2 separate regions of the Mus musculus genome follow, and region 2 is linked to region 1. A link is a loop called in an ENCODE intact Hi-C map of the cell type or tissue named here. Cell type or tissue: heart. All regions are shown on one strand. Each heading gives the region's core, and the rest is flanking DNA. Links, peaks and the distances in the headings are about the cores only.

Region 1 (11,151 bases), core at 1-8,000:
GGAGTGGCACTATTAGGAGGTGTGGCCTTGTGGACATGGGCTCTCCTGCCTGAAAGCCAGTTGTCTCATAGCAAGCAACCTTCAGATGAAGATGTAGAACTCTCAGCTCCTCCTGCACCAAACCATGCCTGCCTGGATGCTGCCATGCTCCCGCCTTGATGATGCTGAACTTCTGAACCTGTAAGCCAGCCCCAATTAAATGTTGTCCTTATAAGAGTTGCCTTCGTCATGGTGTCTGTTCACAGCAGTAAAACCCTAATTAAGACAGATCCCCATTGGTGGACTACAGGTATTAAAGAAAATGAATACGGAGACTGGGTACTTACAGTATTCAACAAAGCAAACAACTGTGCATTTAAGTGTATCTGATAGGATGTCATTGACTATAACAATCATCTGGATTTTTTTTTTTTTTGAGACAGGATCTCACTATTTAGCCCCAGCTGTCTTGGAACTTGAAACCAGGCTGGCCTCAAACTCACAGAGATCTGCCTTCCAAGTGCAGGGATCAAAGCCCTCATGCCTGGCTAGTCATCCAGATTTCAAAATAGTAAAAATGTGAGGTACACAGAGAACCAATAGATGTGGCATAGTCTCTAGACTATTTCTATTTTTTTAAATAAAAAAAGAAAGTTTAAAAGTATACGCTGTATTTCAATTCATATATATATACATGCATACATATAACATATATGCATATATATTGGTTTGTGTGTGTGTGTGTGTGTGTGTGTGCTTATTGCTCCCAATAAGATGGTATTTTGAGTTGGAGCCAGTGGGAAGTGTTTATGTTTGGACATGGTCATGGGATAGGAACCCAGTCATGGAGCAGAGTCATTGTGTGAACAACAGACGCAAGCTCTCTCTGCAGGCTTTTAGATTTTAAAGACTTTCGTCAGGATTCAGTTCATTTCACATAGTGACAGAATTCTTCTGAGCAGCATTACGTGGTTGAGAATGCTTGCTTTAACGCTTGCTATGACCCAGACAGAATCAAAGACTGAATGGAGGGGTGGGGTCATGAACCTGGGGATCATCTTCTAGCTGAACTTGCTCCTGGCAGAGGGCCAGTCAGTTTTCTTCAGGGATCAGGCCCCTGAGAGGCTACTCATGCTCCAGTAGATGGGATGGCCTACAGCCCCAGTGGATGGATGGCCCTACAGCCCCAGTGGATGGATGGCCCTACAGCCCCAGTGGATGGTCCTACAGCCCCAGTGGATGACCCTACAGCCCCAGTGGATGGATGGCACTACAGCTCCAGTGGATGGCCCTACAGCTCAAGTGGATGGCCCTACAGCCCCAGTGGATGGCCCTACAGCCCCAGTGGATGGCCTTACAGCCCCAGTGGATGGCCCTACAGCCCCAGTGGATGGCCCTACAGCCCCAGTAGATGGTCCTACAGTCCCAGTAGATGGCCTTACAACCATACACATACTGGCAGCACTTAGTTGGACTCAATGGGTTTTAAAAAACAAACAAACAGAGGACATAAAATGAGAAGTGATCGTGGGGTAAGGAATGGATGGAGAGGAAATTTGATCAATACATTATAAGCATGCAAGAAATTCTCAAACAGGAAAACATGTATTAAATAAGTAACCACTAGGAGCCTTATTAAGCATCATTCTATAAAGCCTTGAACATTTGTTTACTACATATATTTGCTTGTTTGTTTATTTACGTATCTATGTGGATATGCCAGTGCCTTAGCATACATCCAAAGGTTGGGACAACTTTTAGGAGTGGAGGTGGTTCCCCCAGCATCTGAGACCTGGAGATCAAACTTAGGTTGCTGTTGGCAGGTGCCTTCCCTGACTGAGCCACTTTGCCAGCCTTGTATCACCCCTGCCCCACCATGGTTTTTTGAGACAGGCTTTCTCTGTGTGGCCCTGGCTGTTCAAGAACTTTACTCTGTAGACCAGGCTGGCCTCAAACTCACAGAGATCCACCTGCCTCTGTCTTGGATCTTTCTTAAACAGAAAGAAGTTAAACTATGTATTGGGTTAACAACACAGTAAAATATCCATTGTATTTTATCAAATCTATGTACTATGCCAAAAGTCTTCTGGGTAGTGGTGCTAATGATTATTTCAAATTTCTTTCTTACTTTTTTTTTAAACTTGTACTTAACCAATACTTGTTTGAAAAAAAAAAAGAACTTGTCACTGACATATGTAACTTCATGCAACGCTGGCATAAATGCACTTTTTATGTTAAACCAAGCATACACAGGAACATGCCGTTTAAAAACCACATGTAACAAATAACTGACACTTTGACACACATTTTTAAACATTCTTTTTTCTAAGAATAAGATCTACCATTAGTTTAAATGCACTCCATGAAGGATATTTTCCTACTTAGGTTTCTGTTGCCATCATTAAACACCATGACCAAGAGAAACTTGGGGAGGAAAGGGTTTTCTTTCTGTGTATAGTTTATATACTCCATCCTGAAAGGAAGTTGGGGTAGGAACTTATTAACAGAAACCTACAGGCAGGAACTAAGACAGTGACCATGGCCGGCCATGGCAGAGGCAGAGGCAGGAGGATTTTCTGAGTTCGTGGCCAGTCTGGTCTACAAGGTGAGTTCCAGGACAGCCAGGGCTATACAGAGAAACCCTGTCTCGAAAAACAAAACAAAACAAAACAAAACAAAACAAAACAAAACAAAACAAAAGACAGTGAGTGACCATGGAGTTTGGTGGACTAGCTTGCCCCCTGTGGGTACTGAGCTTGCAGTTTAATACCAGCCCAGGACCACTGGTCAAGAGCAGCACTGCCCACAGTGGGCTGGGCCTCTCACAGTGGGCTGGGCCTTGCACATCAATCATTTCTAATCCAGAAAATGCTCCACCGACTTGACCACAGAAGTGGTCCTATCATCTGATAGGGACCTTTTCTCATTCAAAGCTCCCTTTTGCCAGATGACCCTGGCTTGTGTAGAGTTGACAAAACAAAACAAAAAACAAATCAAAACAAACAAAACAGCACAATATTCTACCAAAACACTTAGACAAATCAGAGAAAAGACTTTACAAGTCCAGTTTCTTCCAACAGCACTGGGAACTCACAGGTGCATCGCTGTGAGTTCGAGGCCAGCGTGGTCTGCATAGTGAGTTCCAGGACAGCCAGGGCTACATATAAGGACCCTGTCTCAAAATGGGGAGGAGGGCGGCTGGAGAGATGGCTCAGCAGTCACAAGCATTTGCTTCCTGGTCGAGGACCCAGCAGAGCACATGGCAACTCACAACAATCTTTAACTCCAACTCCAGGGGGGTCTGATACCTCTGGCCTAGGCTGACAGCTGCTCTTACAGACCCACATGTTAGGCACATAATTAAAAACGAGGAAAATGTTTAAAAATAAAAAGACGTCATGCTCAAGTACTTCTAGCATGTAATTTGGCCTAACTTTAAGTGTCTCAGCCAATCTGACTTACACAAAACCAAACAACCGAATTTAAGAATCTCTTTTTTGTTAATTAGTAAAAATTCACATTTCCAAAACAAATGTTAACTTGAAAGTGCACGATGGCCGCTCAGTGGTGGGGCACTCTTTTAATCCCAGCACTTGGGAGGCAGAGGCAGGCGGATTTCTGAGTTCGAGGCCAGCCCGTTCCACAGAGTGAGTTCCAGGACAGTCGGGCCTATACAGAGAAACCCTATAGAAAGAAAGAGAGAGAGAGAGAGAGAGAGAGAGAGAGAGAGAGAGAGAAGAAAGAAAGAAAGAAAGAAAGACAGAAAGAAAGAGGAGAAAGTGCACGATGTGCCCGTAGATCACACAGTTCTAAGAACCATTGCATTTTTCCTCTAGAAATCAAAGCTTAGGCTATACATTTAAAGCTCAAGCCAGAGTCTGTACCACTGCTGTGTCAAGGAGCAAGGGGGAATGTGAAAGGCTGTTGCTGTAGTGAAGAGATTGCTCAATCGTTCCCTTTTGGGGTCTCCCGTGGATTATTATCTCAACCTGACAGACCAGTTAGGCTGGTTTTTACTTGCTACTCAAACCCAGAACAGTCTAAGTTTACTTAAAAAGTAAATCAAACTTTACTGAAGCAGTCTCGGATAAGAGCTTGCCTCGAAAACAATAGGAAAATACCCTAAGTCAGAGCGGACCTGGGTTAGCTGTAAGCACTGACTAGGTGTATCAAACTCCAGAGCGAGGGAGGTTTCATTTCCACCACAGCGAGGAAGACAGAATGCCTCAAGTGAAAACTGGAGACTAAAAGTGCTTTTGGGGACGCGAGCTCTTTTGCCACTCCTGATTTCAGGTCGTACATTTAATTCAGGACAAGATGGCATGTGGTTTCCAGGCACAGAATACATGAATTCGTTGTTTTTCTCTTATCCTTCGCGAGCCCGGCTCTTAAGATTTAAGCTTGCATTCCAAGGCAAGGGCTCACTGCATGACTTCCTAGAACAGAACACGAAGCCTCAAGCCCACTTCCTAAAGTAATTACAAAGCAAGCAGAAAACCCCATGGGGCTGGACCCTGCTGCCTCCTTCGGAAATCCTTCCGGGCGAGGGACCCCGGCTCAGCCCAGAACAAATCATCACCGGTCCAGCAGGAGGGTGGGGACGGCGTTCCGGTGGCGCGCTCGCTCGCCACAAGGCGGAACTGTACCGTCCCGGGCTGCGACCCGCCGAGACCTCCGCTCGCCCGCGCCCCGGCTCCGCTGTCCACCGTGCGGCTGGAGCGGCGGGCCGAGGCCGGTAGCCCCAGGGCCGAGGGTGAGGCCCTGCCCAGCACGAGGGCCGCGGGTCGGCGCGGCCTCCTCCCTACCTTCTCCTCGCCGTCGTAGACGCGCACCCCGCGCTGCTGGATAACCAGGGTCTCGTTGATCTCCAGGAGGCCGCTGGTCCACACGAAGCGGTCCATGGCCGCCACCCGGCCGGCTTCTGCCGCTCGCCGGTGCTCCCGGGCTGCGAGCGGCGCTCCCTGGTGGCCGGCGGGGGTGGGGCGCCCCGACACGGACAGGCGGCGCCCCCTGGCGGCTGCCACTCGCGTGCACATTTGCTCCCCTGTCACTGCCAAACTTGTTGACATGCTTGTTAAAAGCTGTAAATAAGGACTTTTTTTTTATTTCTTCCCAAATAAGTGTTGACAGCAGAGGTTGTGTTTAATATATCTGTAACCAGCATATTATGTAATACACTCTTCTCCGGTTTTTGTTTTAGTCTAATTTTTATTACATTCTGTTTATTTTATGAGGGTTTGTGTGCGTCGGGAACATGCAAGGGCTAGCCTGTGGGAGTCAGAGGATGTTTAATGAGAGCTGCTCCTTTGACCGTGTGGATCTTGGGAGATCAAACTTAGGTTATGAGGCTTAGCAGCAGGCTCCCTTACCAGCTGAACCACCTCACCCACCTACCCACCCACCTTTAAAAAATGACCAATAGCTCCAGATAGATGGAGGTGACATGGAAATAAAGCACCAAACATGCATTTAATGCGACAGATATACATGAAGGCAATATACCCATACACATAAAAAATAATTTTCTTTTTTGTATTAATCATTTTATTCATTTACATTGGAAATTATATTCCCCCGTCCCAGTTACACGTCCACAACCCCTCATCCCATCTCCCCTTCTCCTCCGTCCCCTTTGCCTCTATGAGGGTGCTCCTCCACCCACTCACCTACTCCTGCCTACACTGGAGCATCAAACCTCCGCAGGACCAGGGGCCTCCCCTCCTATTGATGTCAGATAAGGCCATCATCTGCTACATATGGTTTACAATGGTTGGCTGAGAGCATCCCCCTCTGTATTTGTCAGGCTCTGGCAGAGCCTCTCAGGAGACAGTTATATCAGGCTTCTGTCAGCAAGCACTTCTTGGCATCCACAATAGTGTCTGGGTTTGGTAACTGTATATGGGATGGATTCCCAGGTGGGGCAGTCTCTGGATGGTCTTTCCTTCACTCTCTGCTTCACACTTTGTCTCTGTAACTCCTTCCATGGATATTTTGTTCCCCCTTCTAAGAAGGATTGAAGTATCCACACTTTGGTCTTCCTTCTTCTTGAGCTTCATGTGGTCTGTGAATTGTATCTTGGGTATTCTGAGCTTTTGGGCTAATATCCAGTTATCAGTGACTGCATACCACGTGTGTTCTTTTGTGGGTTACCTCATTCAGGATGATATTTTCTAGTTCTGTTTGCCTAAGAATTTCATGAAGTCATTATTTTTAATAGCTGAATAGTACTTCATTGTGTAAATATACCACATTTTCTGTATCCATTCCTCTGTTGAAGGACATCTGGGTTCTTTCCAGCTTCTGGCTGTTATAAATAAGGCAGCTGTGAACATAAAGGAACATGTGTCCTTGTTATATGTTGGAACATCTTTTGGGTATATGCCCAGGAGTGGTATAGCTGGGTCTTCAGGTAGAACTATTTCCAATTTTCTCAGGAACCACCAGATTGATTTCCAAAGTGGTTTTATCAGCTTGCAATCCTAACAGCAATGGATGAGTTTCTCTTTCTCTACATCCTTGCCAGCATCTGCTGTCACCTGAGTTTTCTTTTTTTTTTTTTTTTTTTTTTTTTTTTTTTTTTTTAGACAGGGTTTCTCTGTGTAGCTCTGGCTGTCCTGGAACTCACTTTGTAGACCAGGCTGGCCTCAAACTCAGAAATCTGCCTGTCTCTGCCTCCCGAGTGCTGGGATTAAAGGCGTGAGCCACCACGCCCGGTTTGAGTTTTCAATCTTAGCCATTCTGATTTGTGTGAGGTGGAATCTCTCAAATTCATCTGGAATAACAAAAAAACTCAGGATATCAAAAACAATTCTTAACAATAAAAGAACTTCTGTGGGGATCACCATCCCTGACCTCAAGCTGCATTACAGAGTAATAGTGATAAAAACTTCATGGTATTGGTAGAGTGACAGGCGGGTAGATCAATGGAATAGAAAATGGAATAGAATTGAAGACTCAGAAATAAACCCACACACCTATGGTCACTTGATCTTTGACATAGAAGCCAAAACCATCCAATGGAAAAAAAGACAGCATTTTCCACAAATAGTGCTGGTTCAGGTGGCAGTCAACATGTAGAAGGATGCAAACTGATCCATTCTCATCTCCCTGTACAAAGCTCAAGTCCATGTAGATCAAGGACCTCCACATAAAACCAGATACACTGAATCTAATAGAAGAGAAAGTGGGGAGAACCTTAAATACACCTACACAGGGGAAAATTTCTTGGACACCAATGGCTTAGACTCTAAAAATTGACAAATGGGATCTTATAAACTTGAAAAGGCAAAGGACAATAACAATAGGACAAAATGGTAACCCACAGATTGGAAAAAGATCTTTACCAACCCTACATCTGATAGAAGGCTAATAACCAAACTACACAAAGAACTCAAGAAGTTAGACTCCAGAGAACTAAATAACCCTATTTAAAAATAGGCTACAAAGCTAAACAAAGAATTCTCAACTGAGGAATCTCTAATGTCTGAGACGCACCTAAAGAAATGTTCAACATCCTTAGTCATCAGGGAAATGCAAATCAAAAATAATTTTTTAAAAACAAATCTTTGCCTGTCAAAGCGTTTTCCTTGTTTTTCTTCTGTTCTGTAGTTTCCTTTATTATATCAGGTATACATTTCATCTCGAGGTTGTCAGGGTTTCATTTTGTACAAAGTAACTTGAGGTAAAGACCAAGTTAGCATTTTGCGTGTCAAAATTCAGTTACCACAGCTGTTTATCAAAAAGTTGTTTATGGAAACTGTAAACATCAGTTGGCGAGATAAGGCAGGGTCATCTTTCTGAAGTCTGTTATTTTTCGTTGCTTGTCTTTATGTCACATTGTCTCAGTTATCGTGGTTTTAAAAGCCTTGAAAACAGATCCAGGTTCCTGCTCCAACTTGGTACTCTCTCACAGTTGTCTACTTGCTACTCTCTCACAGTTGTCTACTTGGTACTCTCTCGTGGTTGTCTACTTGGTACTCTCTCACGGTTGTCTACTTGGTACTCTCTCACGGTTGTCTACTTGGTACTCTCTCATGGTTGTCTACTTGGTACTCTCTCACGGTTGTCTACTTGGTACTCTCTCACAGTTGTCTACTTGGTACTCTCTCACGGTTGTCTACTTGGTACTCTCTCACGGTTGTCTACTTGGTACTCTCTCATGGTTGTCCTGCCTACTCTAGATCCTTTGCATTTCTTGTTCATCTTTACAGTAACTATATAGGGCCTTCTGATCTAAGTGTACACTGTTCACTTAGTTCCTGTAATTTATCTCTGTTATACACTTCCACTGAGTGTTTTTGCCAGAGTCTCCTACTTTCTGAATTCTGTGAGAGTCTTCTCAATACCAACCTTATCGGGTCTCTGTAGGGTTACCCCTGTGGGTCACTTTCTTTCCCAGACCGTCATAATTGTGTCCTTGCGACTGACCTACCCTGTTCTCTCACAAGCATGTTCCCTGTTTAATGTACCCACAGGAGAAGCTGATCCAACAATTGCATGTGTGTAGTTTATAGACAGCTGTGTTGACAATGACCTCTTTTGAAAGACATATTCTTTGACCTTTTAGAGAAAAATCTGTCTTACATCCCAACACTTTGGGATGATTGCAACAGATGTGATATGTGTGTTTAAAAAGAAGCCGTTTATGTGTAGGGTTGGGACCTCATGGGCTTTCCATGATATACTTTGGCATGTCCGAAATCGAGCCAAGACAGGCAGAGGGGAGAGTTTGGAGGGAGATTTTGTGATGTGTTAAAATCTCAAAAAGAAATGTAAGGGGGGGGGGGGAAGCTGTCCTTGGAGTGGGTACATCTGGAAATTGTGGAGAAATTGACTTTTTAATTTTAAATAGTAATCTCAAAAGGTTTTCTTACTATATCAGTGTATTGAGATCTCCACGGTTTATTGTTTTGTTCTAGGTTTGTCACTTAAAAAAACTATTAAGGTGGATTTCACAGACATAAAACTAACTGGGTTTTTAGCATCAAAACTTAAGTCCTCACATTTGCAAGGCAGACTATCTCCCCAGCTATGCCCCCTTCCCCAGATTAACTGTCTGGATGGATTGGTCAAGATTCTCTAAAGAAGATAACGGGTAGAATGATTTATTACAACCCCTTATAGGCTATGCTCCACATAGTCCAACGATAACTGTCTCCCAGTGGGCAGTCCAAGGAACCTGGCCATTGTCCAGTCCGAGAGACTGTATCTCAGCGGTCTCTAACTACTGCTTGGGTCCTGGAGGATTCTTAGACGGCTGCTGGTCCTGTCTACGCTGCAATTCTCAAGAGGTAAGTTCAAATACCAGGGAAGGAATGCCTTCAGCAGCAGGATAGATGAACTTGCCGATGAGAGTGAGGACAGCCAGGCGGAAAGCAAAAAGCTTCCTTCGGGTCCTTTTATGTGAACTGGCACCAGATGTGCCAGGCTTCTCTCCTCAGAGGACGTAAACAAGCAAACCCCCCACAGCATCCCCAGCGGCTGATTCCAGATGTAGCCAAGCTGACAACCAAGACTAGCCATGACACCGATGGCAACTTAGCAGTTAGCTGTGTTGTCGTGGATCAGTGCTGCCTTTAAAAAGGAGAGCCGTTTGCCTGTGGCTTCTCCGGAGGTTGGTAAAGGTACACTAAAATAGGATATTTCAAGAGAAGAAAGAAAGGAAGGAAGGAAGGAAGGAAGGAAGGAAGGAAGGAAGGAAGGAAGGAAGGAAGGTAACCCTATGGCAGAGTTGGGACTGTAGTTCAGAGGTAGAGCACCTGTTCTTAAGTCTCTGCATTCCAACACTGGAACTGAAGGAAAAAAAAAAAAACATTAGCAAAGTATCTGAGGAAAAGAAAGGAAAAGAGCAGGAGAAAAGCTGATCACTGCTGAGAGCCAGCTGGGGAGACCCTCTGGCCTGAGTAATAGGTAGTAGACATTGTAAAATGAATTATGCATTCTAGCTAGCCCATATTAAAGACACGAAGTCCTGGTATTTTATTTCCAAGCTGTAAGCCTAGACTGGGCAGGTTTTGGAGCTGTTCTACCTCACATCCCCAGCCACTTGTCCCTTGTCACTTGCTGTTTCCCATGGCCATGCACTCGTGGGCCATTCCCCTCAAGGCAGCTTATTCCTCCCTTTGTCTCCTTTCTCCTTCTCTTGGTCTCTCCTGAGACCCCCCCTCACTGGGTCCCCACAACCTCCTGCCTTTCTCTCTCTACAACTCAATCACAGGCTCTAGTCTTTTATTAACTTTAAATTGGGGAGCAAGATTTACATAGCTTCTCTGGGTGTACAGTTAGGGGGCAACCAGACCCAGACCATCCTCCAGTTGTTCTCCCTCACTTAAACAAACAAACAAACAAACAAACAAACAAACAAAACAAGGCGTCTAACATGATGTCAGGTGTCCTAAGGTCTGAGGTGGGGGTTGGGATAGGGGCAAGGGGTGGCTATTTAATGGGTTACAGATAGCTCAAGATAGGTTGTATCTGGGCCCTGGTCCTGCAACATCCCAAGCTCTCCACAACCTTTGAGGTTCCAATCAGTTAATCAGTTTGAAGATGTAGCTTTTTTCCTAGAAATATGTTTCACACATGTCATTTTTCTGAGGGAGTACAGCAATGAACCACCACTGTTAGCATGTCTGGGTTTTATGTTGGTGACATGTTTAAATGATGGGCGTCAAAGGTTAAGGCAGCATGCCTAAAAAGACAAACATAGACAAATTGTTCAACAGGAGTTGGTTTTGTTAGCATTCTGTCTAAGCTCCGCCCCACAGTTACCTGGCAATAGCCAGGCTTGCCTGACTCACTATGAGAGGGGCTGCTTGCTACCTCTGCCCTCTTCCCTCCTTTGCTCTCTCTTGTCTTCTTGCTCCTGCTCTGTCCTCTCACCCCTACTCCCCCTTGTCTACATGTGCTCTCAGCCAGCCTCTATTCCTCAACTCTCTCTGCCTTTCTCTGTCTCTAATACCCTTTTAACTCCCTTCCCCATTCCCTGAGTAAACTCTATTCTATACTATACCCATGGGCCTGCGGGGGCACCCCATACCTGACTACACATCCACCAAAACATATTCCTTCTTTCCTTTATCTTTTTATAACACACAATAGGTTTAACTTCACAGAATTATATCCTGCCTTGAAAGAGCAGAGGGTTATATCCTCAGTTTTCTTTTTCTTCTGTCT
Region 2 (11,151 bases), core at 1,209-9,208, 110 kb before region 1:
TATCTTAATTCCAACATCTAGCAGGATTTTTTAAATGGGATTTATTAAAATCTAGCTGTAGTTTATAGACGTTTGTTCTTCCTACAGGTTTTAAGTCTTCCTTAGTTTCATTTATGGTGAAAATATGAGGTGAAGATGAAGTATCTATAGAATCTGAGGAAGGGGCTCCATTTGTGGTACAGTAGGCAGGGCTTAGGATGCCAGCCTTCTGTGATGGCAGTGCCCTACCAGGGGACATCTAAGGTCCATTACCATTACCTCTAATCATTTTTGTTGAATGTTTGTCCATAGCATGACCCCTGTCTTCTGCCAGTCCCTCCTTGATTTCTCTTCCCTTCATTCACCCCAGCAGAAAATTTCCTTAGGCCTTAGTTAGCTAGTGATTGCTCGAACTTTCAACCGAGTTAAGAGGTGACAGGAAGGACATGTGACCAAAGTGGCTCTTGTTTGTGGGTATGTGTGTCTGCTCTACCTTAATATTTGTATGTGTGCAAGCATTCTGGAGAAGTGTAAACATATAAGTACATTGATATAGGTCTTCGTTTACATTTTATATGGTGATTCCATCAAATATCACTGATAGTGATGTGCCTGCATGTGGGCTAAAGGAATACAAAAATACATGACCATACATGAATTATAAGTCTAAGCTTTCTTTTACATTAAAAGTTTTACATATAATTCTAAAATTACATTTATAGAGTAACACTTCTCCTACAACTCAATAACCTAATATTGAGATGTTCGTGTATATGTCATGAATTTGAGCTTGAGATTTATTTGAAGATCTCAAATCTGTAAAAATGGAGAAGAATCCGAGAGAAGTAATGGTTACTTTAATCTCAAAGTGTAATAGTCTTTCTCCATTGTACTTCTCTTGGATTTCACCTGCAGATTGTACAGAAACCACCTTCATGTCTCAATTTATGATTATCAAGAGCCTTTATTATAGCAGTACTTCTACCAATCATGCTGTGTTTCCTGCATGAATTATAGCTAAGTACCTGCTGTTCCAACAGAGATCTCTCTGCAAAATGATAGGGGAGGTCTGGAACACTGGGTCTCTCTTTTTCTCTCCTCTCTCTCTCTCTCTCTCTCTCTCTCTCTCTCTCTCTCTCTCTCTCTCTCTCTGTGTGTGTGTGTGTATGTGTGAGTCTGTCTCTCTGTTTCTCTGTCTCCTCTTTTTGTATCTCTGTCTGTGTCTGTCTGTGTTTGTCTCTCTGTGTCCTCTTTGTCTCTGTCTCTGTGTGTATGTGCCTGTCTGTCTGTCTATCTGTTTCTGTCTGTCTCTGCTTCCTCTTTTCTCCCAATCAGATTCTCTCTTGTCCTAGCTCACACTCGTCTGGTCTCTTAAAGGAACTCTGCCTGCTTCCTAAGGGTTTGGCCACTACTTAAGGTGACAGATTGTCTGCATCCTTTCTTCCTCGGTTTGGTTCAAAATACAACTGCAAGTCCTACAATGTGACTAGTTAGAAACAGCTTAAAAGTCATGATGATGTCAAAGATATTCTTGAAGTAGTTTTGTCAAATCTCAACTTCTTCCATGGTTTTTGTGGGGATTGTGTGCTTTCATATATATGTATATGTAGATATGCATATACATGAAACATACATTTATATAAAAGTATATTTATATGAAAAATATATATGCATACATATATATGAAAACATGTTGCTAGAAGCTTATAGATCTGTGTATGAACATCCATGTATTTACATGTGTATATATGTAAGCATACATATGGGTGGCATTTTTTTTACTCTTTCACAACTGAGATTTTATTGGTTCGAGGAGCAGAGTACACAGACATTGCAATTTTAACACACATAACCAAACTCTCAAGAGTCACATATTGCATTCATGGACCCAATGAAGAGCTACGCATTGTTTCTCTTTAACTTATTCTAGTGATGTTCCAGCCTCAAACTCAGCAAGTTTCCCAAAGACCTCTCCTAACAACCAAATGCCTGGAATCCTCAGCTCCACTGACTCACAGGTCTACGCCACACATAGAACAGACTCAGGACTTCCATCTTTCACAGCACATTACCACAACGGTTAGGAAAACGGACTGCCACGACCACAGACATCATCACAGTTCTGACAGGGCAAGGGCCAAGGACTGGCTTTCTTACCAAATGGTTCTACTAGAAACACGGGACCAGATAGAACTGAAACTATTCCAGACACGAAAGCAGGACTAAGAAACCAAACTGCCATTTAGTATGCTTTGTACTCTAGGATATACAATTAGACCCCTCTACGGAATGTTATGGTGACCCTGAGACAGTCACAGCCTCTCCTGATTCAGTATCCTGATATTTTCTGGTTGTACCAAAAAATAAACAACCAACAAATGATTTAACCACTTAAAAACAAACCATTTACACACACACATACAAAAAGGATGAGGTAGGATTCCCTCACCTTGTAAAAATGTTTTTAGAGTTATTAAACAAAAACTCGAATTTACAAAATAGTTGATAAAAATATTCCTTTCGGTTGTACAAGAAGGGAGGCAGGGACCACTGACAGATGTGATGGAGGCTCAGTGGGACCCGGCTTCTTTCTATTCTTTGGAGTTTGGACTCTGGTTTTCCGGTTCCATTTTCTGCAGGCAGATGTGTGGTTTGCTGGTCAGCCACTTCAGCCTGTCTGCCCTTTGCTCCCCTTTTCCCTTTTGTCTGCACTTTTTTTGTTTGATGATTTATCCTTTCCTGTGGCCTTTTTCGGCTTCGCCTCCACCTTGGCAGGGATGGGCTTAGCTAACAGCCTTGTGGAGCAGTGCTTGGGCTCCTCCTTCGATGCTCCATCCGCTAACCTTCCTCTTGGGCATCTAGGCATGGAGTGGGAGACACGTGCGATGCTGGATTTGTCACGGGGCTGCACCACCACACAAACTGCTCGGTGTATGTTTTTAATTCAGTTCACTCACCTGCTCGAAGCTCCCCCAGGGTCGTATACTGACGAATCATTTGTATATGCTCTAAATTATTGAAAAGTACATAGTCAGTAAAAAGTGCATATGACTCTGCCTTCTACCTTCTGACTTTCAACCCTGGTGTTCCTCTCTTCCCCGTGAGATAGGATGAAGTGGCTGTAGATGGAAGGCAGTGGCTCCATCTAATCTAACAGTGGGCACACCAGCCTCGCACCGCAGGAGAACTTAGAAATCTCTCTCTCTTCAGTCTACACTGTTAGTGTCTCATTTAATAAATAAGATCATGTCCAATGTATTGGTTATTTAGGGTGAGAAATCCTGACACCTCCCCATCCAGAGCATCTCACTGAGAGTGATTTATACAGACATAGCAACTATGCACTTGGTTTTTGTCATATGTATAACTGAGGGTAGACCTTTATAGACTTCAACTTCCCTGTTTTGTTTTTAAAGTTAGGTTTATTCTTTGACTATGTCATATATGTATAGAGTGCATTCTGGTCTCTCTCATCTCTTTTCCCATTTCCATCCCTCCAAGTGCTTCTCCCCAGATAAGCCCCTTACCACTTCTGTGTCTCTTTGCTTTTGTTCTGTGACACATTGAGTTTAATCAGGGCCACCCACGTGGGCATGGGTATGGGACTAGCCAACAGGGTACTAGGTTTCTCCCCTGTGGCCACACAAACTGTGGACAATGGCCATGACTCCTTTTCTAGCAGCTATCGACAGACAACATAGGCCCTCACAGCCCTTCTTCCCCTGCACCCACCACGAATGACCGTTCTCAAGCACAGACTCATGCAGACTCAAGGCAGGCAATGACAGCGGCTGTGATGTCACCATGTCATACCCTGACGATTAGGCTGCACAGCACACATGCCCTTCGTCACATTCTCTCTATCCACTCTCCTTCAGCGTTCCTTACGCTTTAGGGGATGAGAAACGTATGTCCTGTTCAACCTTCATTTAAGGTTGACTTTTGTCTTTTATTGGTCAGTGTTTGTGTAGTGTGCATGTCATTATATAAATTTATATATGCATATACATAGTCACATATTTATGCATGTATATATATATTTAACTCACTTTGTACTGATGGGGTCCGCATAACTTGCTGATTTTATTTCATCTGGATATGACAAACTAAGGGATTATAAAAGTACAGTATCATTCACAAAACATATTTCTTACGTACTTTTTTAGGTTAAAAAATAAACTACAGCTACTCTAAACATTAGCTGGTTGATCTTTAAACACCCGTATGCAGATTGTTATTTGAATGTGGTATGGCATTCTGATTAGGAACATGCCTTTGTATGTTAATGGTATCTGGCCAGGTATCAAGCCTCATAGTCTCGGCAATAAGGAGGCAGAGGCAGGGAGACTGCCAAGAGTTCAAGGCCAGCCTACGAGGCAAGCACAGGGTACATGACTACAGAGTAAGACGTCAAAAACTAAACAAAACTGACAGAAGATTATCTTATGCCCGTGAAAACAGCAGTATGTATAGACTTAACTATTAACTCAGTGCAAATGTGTATGGGCTTTTTGCCAGCAGAGGAATCTCTAATGACTGAGAAGCACTTAAAAAACTGTTCAGTGTCCTTAGTCATCAGGGAAATGCAAATCAAAATGACATATGTAGCAGATGTGCAATTTGGTCTCCATGTGGGTCTCCTAGCGATTGGAGCAGGGGCTGTCTCTGACTCTGTTGCCTGCCTTGGGGTGCCTTTCCCCTAGCTGGGCTGCCTTGTCTGGCCTCAGTGGGAGAGGATGTGCTAAGTCCTGATGCTACTTGCCAGAGCAGAGTGGTACCCAGGGGAGGGAGGGGGCTCCCCTTGTCTAAGGGAGGAGTGGGAGGAAAGGGGTGAGATGGTGGGACTGGGAGAAGAGGAGGGAAAGGGAGCTGTGATGGGGATGTAAAATGAATGAATGAATGAATGAATGAATGAATGAAAAAGTGCCTTTTGCAGTGATATTATTTCAAATTTACTTCAGTATACATTACCTTGACCTTGCCCAAATTCTGATTCTGAATTCTCATCACATGCTCACTTTCACAGACTACTTGTGTCTTTTCTACCCATCAGAAAGGGTTTAACAGCTCACTCTAAAATGATGGTACATTTTGCTGGGGGCATCATCCCAGCCCAGTTTTTTTGTGGATTAGGGACAATTTTAGTACCTATCTTTTCAGTCAGAGCTCCACAGCCCCACCTTTGATTGTTACTGCTGCCCTTATCCCAAGTAGATTTCTCCTCATTTTGAATGCTGTCACCAAAACTAAATTGTGATATCCTAATTCCTGTCATTATCTGGAGACAGTCATTTCAAGCATAAACACTTATGAGATGAGACTGCACTAATAAACTGTCTTAATGAATGGTATCTGTATAGAGATGGACACTTTAAAATAAGTCACCCATGGGAAGAATGCTAACTCCAAATTGAGACAGAGGCATGGAGGGTGAATTCACATTCCAAGGAATGCAAATCCTGGGAAAAAAAGAGGCCCTCAAAAAGATCGAGCCTTGCCGTCCCAGTACTCGGGAGGCAGAGGCAGGCAGATTTCTAAGTTCGAGGCCAGCCTGGCCTACAAAGTGAGTTCCAGGACAGCCAGGGCTACACAGAGAAACCCTGTCTCGAAAAACCAAAAAAAAAAAAAAAAAAAAAAAAAAAGATGGAGCCTGCTTGCAGGTACCTTGTAACAGACAGACTGCTACCCCCGAGGGGCGCTCGATGCATTGCTATTGTTTAACCTACCTAGTTTGCAGTGCTTTATTACCGAAGCTACCACTACTTATTACAACTTCTAGTCTGTTCTCACACACAGGCGGTTTCTCACTATTCAACTAGATCCAAAACAAGAAGGAATATGATATACTGAAGCTGGCAGTACCGTACTTTAGAAATACTATTCTATGCTTAATATCTGTTTTTTTTAATAGACACATATACGTAACTGACCTGCTCCCGTTAGTGATTAGTGTTATCTGTTCATTTGTGTCGTAGCTAGAGAATTAAAATTGCACATAATCAAATACCATTTAAACCACAGAATTACCTCTTAGTTCATTTTCCTACGACTTATAAATTGGTTGAACAAAAAAAAAAAAAAAAAAAAAAAAAAAAAAAAAAAAAAAGAAAAGAAAGAGAGAGAGAGAGAAAGAAAGAAAGGAAGGAATTCGACATAACAGGGGAGAGAAGGAGTGGGGTGGGTTAGTTAGCACTAAGGCTGTGTGAAAATTCTTATGGAAACCCATTGCTATATCAGCTAATTTTTTTTAAAAAATGGAGGTACCCTGCATTAGTGGACAATGCTGCTTCCAGAGCACATGGGTTATGTCACGAAAATCTCAACGCTGGGTAAGAATGAAATGTTTCAGAAGGTCCCAGGGACACCCAAAGCAACGCAGGAATTTGATCTGTATAGTAAAACTCTATTGCTGAAGACACTGCACACTCTAGGTATAGAACAGGGGAAAATCAGTCTGGAACTGACCGGAAACTTCCTCCCTGCGATCATTTTTATAGTGAAAGGAGGTGTACCCAGGTCGCACGTGGGAGAAAACATGCCAGTGGTCTTAATAATTAGTGCTAGGCACTGCACACCACAATACTGACCCGCAGGCAGGATGGGCGATCAGGGCATGGGTGCTATGGGGGTAACCAATTGCTTTCTGCCTAGATCTGAGGCCAGCTCAGTAGAAGAGAATTCGTGAGGCAGATCTGGTCAAAAGCCCTCGACTATGGAGGTGCTTCCGTATGCCAGTGGGCGTGGCTTCTCCCACACTGGCTGGCTCAAGCTGAAGCAAAGCCCTGGAATGCTTTTCTTTGCCCACAGATCCTACCTCTGCTGCTGAATGAGACTCCCCTCTCCCTGGATCTTTGTGAACAGCACGCCTAGGCATTTTAACAGTTTAACTAAGGCTTTGGGCTGCTTAGACCCTAGAGTTCTCCGCAGACTGTGATCAAGTGTCTTTTGCTCAGGGCCATCACTGTGTACTTAGTCCTCAGTCAGAAACACTGCACACAGATGCTCAGTGGTTGCCCTGCGTGCTATGCATTGCAATGACTACTTTAGAAAGTTTTTCCATTCAGAGGTGGAAAAGGTCAACTTACCCAGTGCTGCCATTTAGTTTAATGGTCCTTGAAGCACTCACTGACACCTTTTTATTTCTGTGAACAAGCCAAAAATGATGTACATAAAGAACAAAGTCAGACAGTATCACAGGATTAATGATTTTCCCTATAGGGTTCAAAAATAAGTTCTATACAATAAATCGTGAGGCTCATAACAGAAGCTTAAGCTATGGCTTCAGGTTACCAGAATGGAAACGTGAGCCATTCTCAGAAATGTGTGTGTGTGTGTGTGTGTGTGTGTGTGTGAGAGAGAGAGAGAGAGAGAGAGAGAGAGAGAGAGAGAGAGAGAGGGAGAACATTCATAGTGACTTGTTACTGGCACTTTGACCAACTGGTCATTCATTACCCACAGCTTACTGCAGTAAGAGGCTTCTCTGGCTGAGACACACACTTTTACTGGAAATAGAAGAGCATAGCAATACAGGATCAGCAATAACACATATATTCTTATTAAATTAATGCAATGTCTATGGAACCTTGTATATTGTTGGCTCCTATCAAAATGATAAATAGAATGGCATGCCACATGCTCTGCCCCAAGCCACAGAAACAAACAATGGGATTGCTTGTTGTTGTGCAGCTCATGATAATAAAGTGTTATGATTGCCACGAATTGGAACTAAAACTCCATGCTGTTTCCCTTGACCCACAGCTTGTGAGAGCTGATTTTCTCCGTCCATCCTGTGGATCACTAGAAACAAAGTCAAATCATCAGGCTGGGGGCAAAGCACCATTGAGCACTGATCCACCTTACTGGCCCTATGTGCTGTTCCTTTTAGTTCTTTAAATTCTTACTTTCACGAACTAGTTACTTTTTACCTATTCTACATTATTTTCCCATTGTTTTTTCTACTGATATTTGATGTAATGGTATTAGCTACCTTTGCTTGTAACTGTGTTTTTGTATCTAGTTTGTTCATACATTATGATTGTTTTTGTTCCTTGTTTTCTCCTCTCTGGGAGGTGTTGGGACCAGATCCCAGTGCCCTGAGTATTTGAGTATGTGTTTTGTTACTAAGATATCCTCCCATCCCTGTTTTTGAGAAACCATACCTCAATCCAGCTATGATATAGTACTGACTGAATTTAGAAAATATTTCAAACCTTAAATAATAAGGTAGATAAAAGCATCCACTCCTATCTCTGCCTCAAATAGGCACAAAGAGAGAAGACCCAAAGAGCCAGGTTCCGTTTTACATCCATGGCAGCAGAAGAGAATACACAACTTCTCCTTATACTACATCAATACGTGCCCTAGGCATTGGTAACTCCCATAACTTTTCAGACTACATATTGCTGAAAGTCTAGGGAAATAAACACAGCATGCATACCCTATGTGCACAGCTGTCTACCAACACCTGCCTCAACTCCAGAGAGACCCCACTCTTCTTGTAACCTACAGAGAAAATGGGCCACATAGGCTCCAGCACAGCTACACTGTGTCAGAGCCACTAATCATTGCCAAGGAAGCTTTAAAGAAATGATACTAAGTTCGTTTGGAATTAACACTCAACACTACAAATTGATTTCCCTGGGCATCCCAAGGTAAGATTGCTTTATAAGAAAGATCTTAAGAAACACAAGACATTTCAAAACCCAGGCAACGTGGCTTTTCCAAAAACTAAACGTACTCTAGAAACAAGCTCCAAAGTTATAAAATTAGATTAAATGCCAGATAAATAATTTAAAAGAATGACTGTTTAGATTATCAATAATTTAAAAACACATAAATAAGCAGCTGATTAAATTAGGGAAGAGAACAAAAGATATGAAAAAGCAATTCAGTAAGGAGATGGATTCTGGGCAGGGGAAACAACTGGGATCGCAAAGCTCAGGAGGTGAAAGTTTAAAATAACTCAACATATAATCTCACAAAGTAAAAGAAAAGCAGGACTTGTAGACAGTATTAATATTGGCAAATTAGAACATTCAAACGGTAAAAATAAAAACAGTATTTTAAAAGGAGTTAACAGAAAATGCAAGATCTCTGGGATGCCATTAAAAGTCCAAATGAATATTGGGCATAGGTACAGATCAGAATGGAAGTTCTGGCTAATGGCACAGAAAACATATTCACTGAAGTAACAGAGAATTTCTCAAACATTAGGAAAATACAGACAGCTAAGTACATGAGACTTTTAGAACCAAAAGTAGACTTGACCAAAAAATAACCTGTCCACAACATAATATAGTTTAACTAATAAAAGCACAGACAATATAAAACACCAAATGTTGCTAAGAAGCTCAAAGTCCCTTACAAAGAAAACATGTCATTATAGCATCAGAATTCTTAGAAGAAACATTAAAAGTCAGAAAAGTATAAATTTGTGCATCTGAAATCCTTTGAAAAGATGGCAACTGTCAACCTAGATTCCTGCATCAAACAAATCATAAAGACAGAAACTACAGAAACTCATGACCACTAGGCCAGCTTTACAGAAGACATTTAAAGGAATCCCACCTACAGAAGAGAAAACAAAAACTAATAGAATCCTAAGACAAGGCAAACAGGAAATTTCACTAAAGGAGTAGACAACCAAATGGGAATTAAGAAATAATCACACACTGTAAGGCGTCAGACTTCTAAGAAAACTAATGGAAGAAATGGACATCTGTTATTTAAGGCAACAAAGAACTGACTGAAATTTCAGATAATTTTCAATAATCATATTGAATGAAATGACTTTGGATTTCTAATTCAAAAATATAGGTTTATTAGACTTTGTAAAACACTCAAAGTTTATTGTCTGCCACAAATTTATCTCAGTGCTAAGTGTGTCCTTTTATAGTGGAGTAATTAATGTTCCAATATCCTTGAAACCCTGGTTCGGTTCTCAAAACAGAGAACGAAAAAAATATAATCTCACCAACAGAACATATATATTGAAAGTAAGAGTAGAAATGAGGGCAGGAAATGGTCTTTAGCAAATAGAAACCAAAGAAAGAAGGAGAATCATTACACAAATCAGACAAAATAGATATCAGGCAAAAGTGGATCATAAGACACAGATTACTCTTTCCAGACCCCACTTCTCTACCAACCCAACTTCATATTCACTTTTTTCTTTTAAAAACAAAAACAAACAATAAAACAAAGTAACCAAACAAAATAAACAAAAAACAAAAAGCATATACATAAAAAACCAAAATTTTAGAAAGAAAAACTTGAGTACTCAAAAAGAATAAAAACTATCTCGTTAGTGTTTGTATATTACGAACCACAAACTGGGCTGTACTCCTGTATTCTCCTGGCAGGCTGAGAGAGCAAGGCTTGCAGGTTTCAGACCAGCCTGCGCTACCATAGCCTTGCCTCCCAATTTTTTAAAAATATTGTTTACATGTTTAAAATCATGTTTAATGATATGATTTAAAATATACTTGGTAAATTATAACATATGATTAATTTCAAAACAAATTTAAAGTCAGCAAAATTCCAAACCCAACTAGCTAAAAGAAATAAAGACCCAAAAAGAATCAGAGGCAAAGATGGGCATCACAAAAGATAGCAATCAAGTCTATAGGATCAATAGGGGAGAGTTTGAAAGTATATATGGCTATTGGAATTTTCCAGTCACAAGACCTTTAAAACTGAACCAAGAGGGAACATAAAATAACCAAGGCACACTTAACAAAAATGAGGTCAAAGCAGCAGTTTATCTCTCAACTAAGGAAAGGACAAGATCAAGACAGCTCTTTCCTGAATTCTGTCAGACATAATGGAACTTCAGTGGGTCACTGTGGCATCTCCACACATGCGTATGCCCTGCCTTAACCATGGCTGCCCTTGTACCCTTTCCTACCCTGTGTTCAGCCCCTTCCCATTCCCTGGTGTCCCTGTGAGCTTTCAGATCATCTTTTCGTTTGTTTGTTTTGTTTTGTTGTTTTTTAATGCTAGCTTCCACATGTTAGAGAAACCATGTGGTACCTGTCTTTTTGTACCTGGTTTATTTCACTTAAAATGATGTTAACCAGTTCACCCATGCTCCTGGATGTGTGTGGATGTGTGTGTGAGTATGTGTGCATGCATATGCATGTGTGTGCTTGTTTTGTCTCTGTGTATGTGGGC

Evidence for each region. A loop is a pair of places that touch in the nucleus more often than their neighbours do. Peaks named below come from ENCODE experiments on the same cell type or tissue, not always from the same donor. Only the 100,000 strongest peaks of a DNase experiment are listed, where the experiment ranks them.
Region 2: a loop joins it to region 1, with 10 times the contacts of the local background. A loop is called at or near these places in 7 of 42 quality-filtered maps.

Annotation. Positions count from the first base shown.
Region 1 is chr8:22,186,600-22,197,750 of GRCm38, reverse strand. Vps36 (vacuolar protein sorting 36) reads right to left here and starts at 4,918. Exons shown (of 14, transcript NM_027338.2): 1 at 4,785-4,918. The coding sequence starts at 4,880. Gm29878 (a long non-coding RNA gene) reads right to left here. Exons shown (of 2, transcript XR_378798.3): 2 at 10,599-10,666. In heart, for the core only: CTCF peaks have their summits at 4,738 and 4,944 (motif pointing left); DNase peaks (open chromatin) are centred at 4,620 and 4,750; H3K4me3 peaks cover 1,643 bases; H3K27ac peaks cover 1,729 bases.
Region 2 is chr8:22,298,772-22,309,922 of GRCm38, reverse strand. It overlaps Tpte (transmembrane phosphatase with tensin homology), which reads right to left. Exons shown (of 28, transcript NM_199257.2): 4 at 7,065-7,121; 5 at 5,910-5,954; 6 at 4,029-4,085; 7 at 2,937-2,987. It also overlaps the pseudogene Gm46035. Among named protein-coding and RNA genes, the nearest start is that of Tpte, 21 kb to the right of the region's middle. In heart, for the core only: CTCF peaks have their summits at 5,484 and 5,685; no DNase peak of the experiment used is centred there; H3K4me3 peaks cover 551 bases.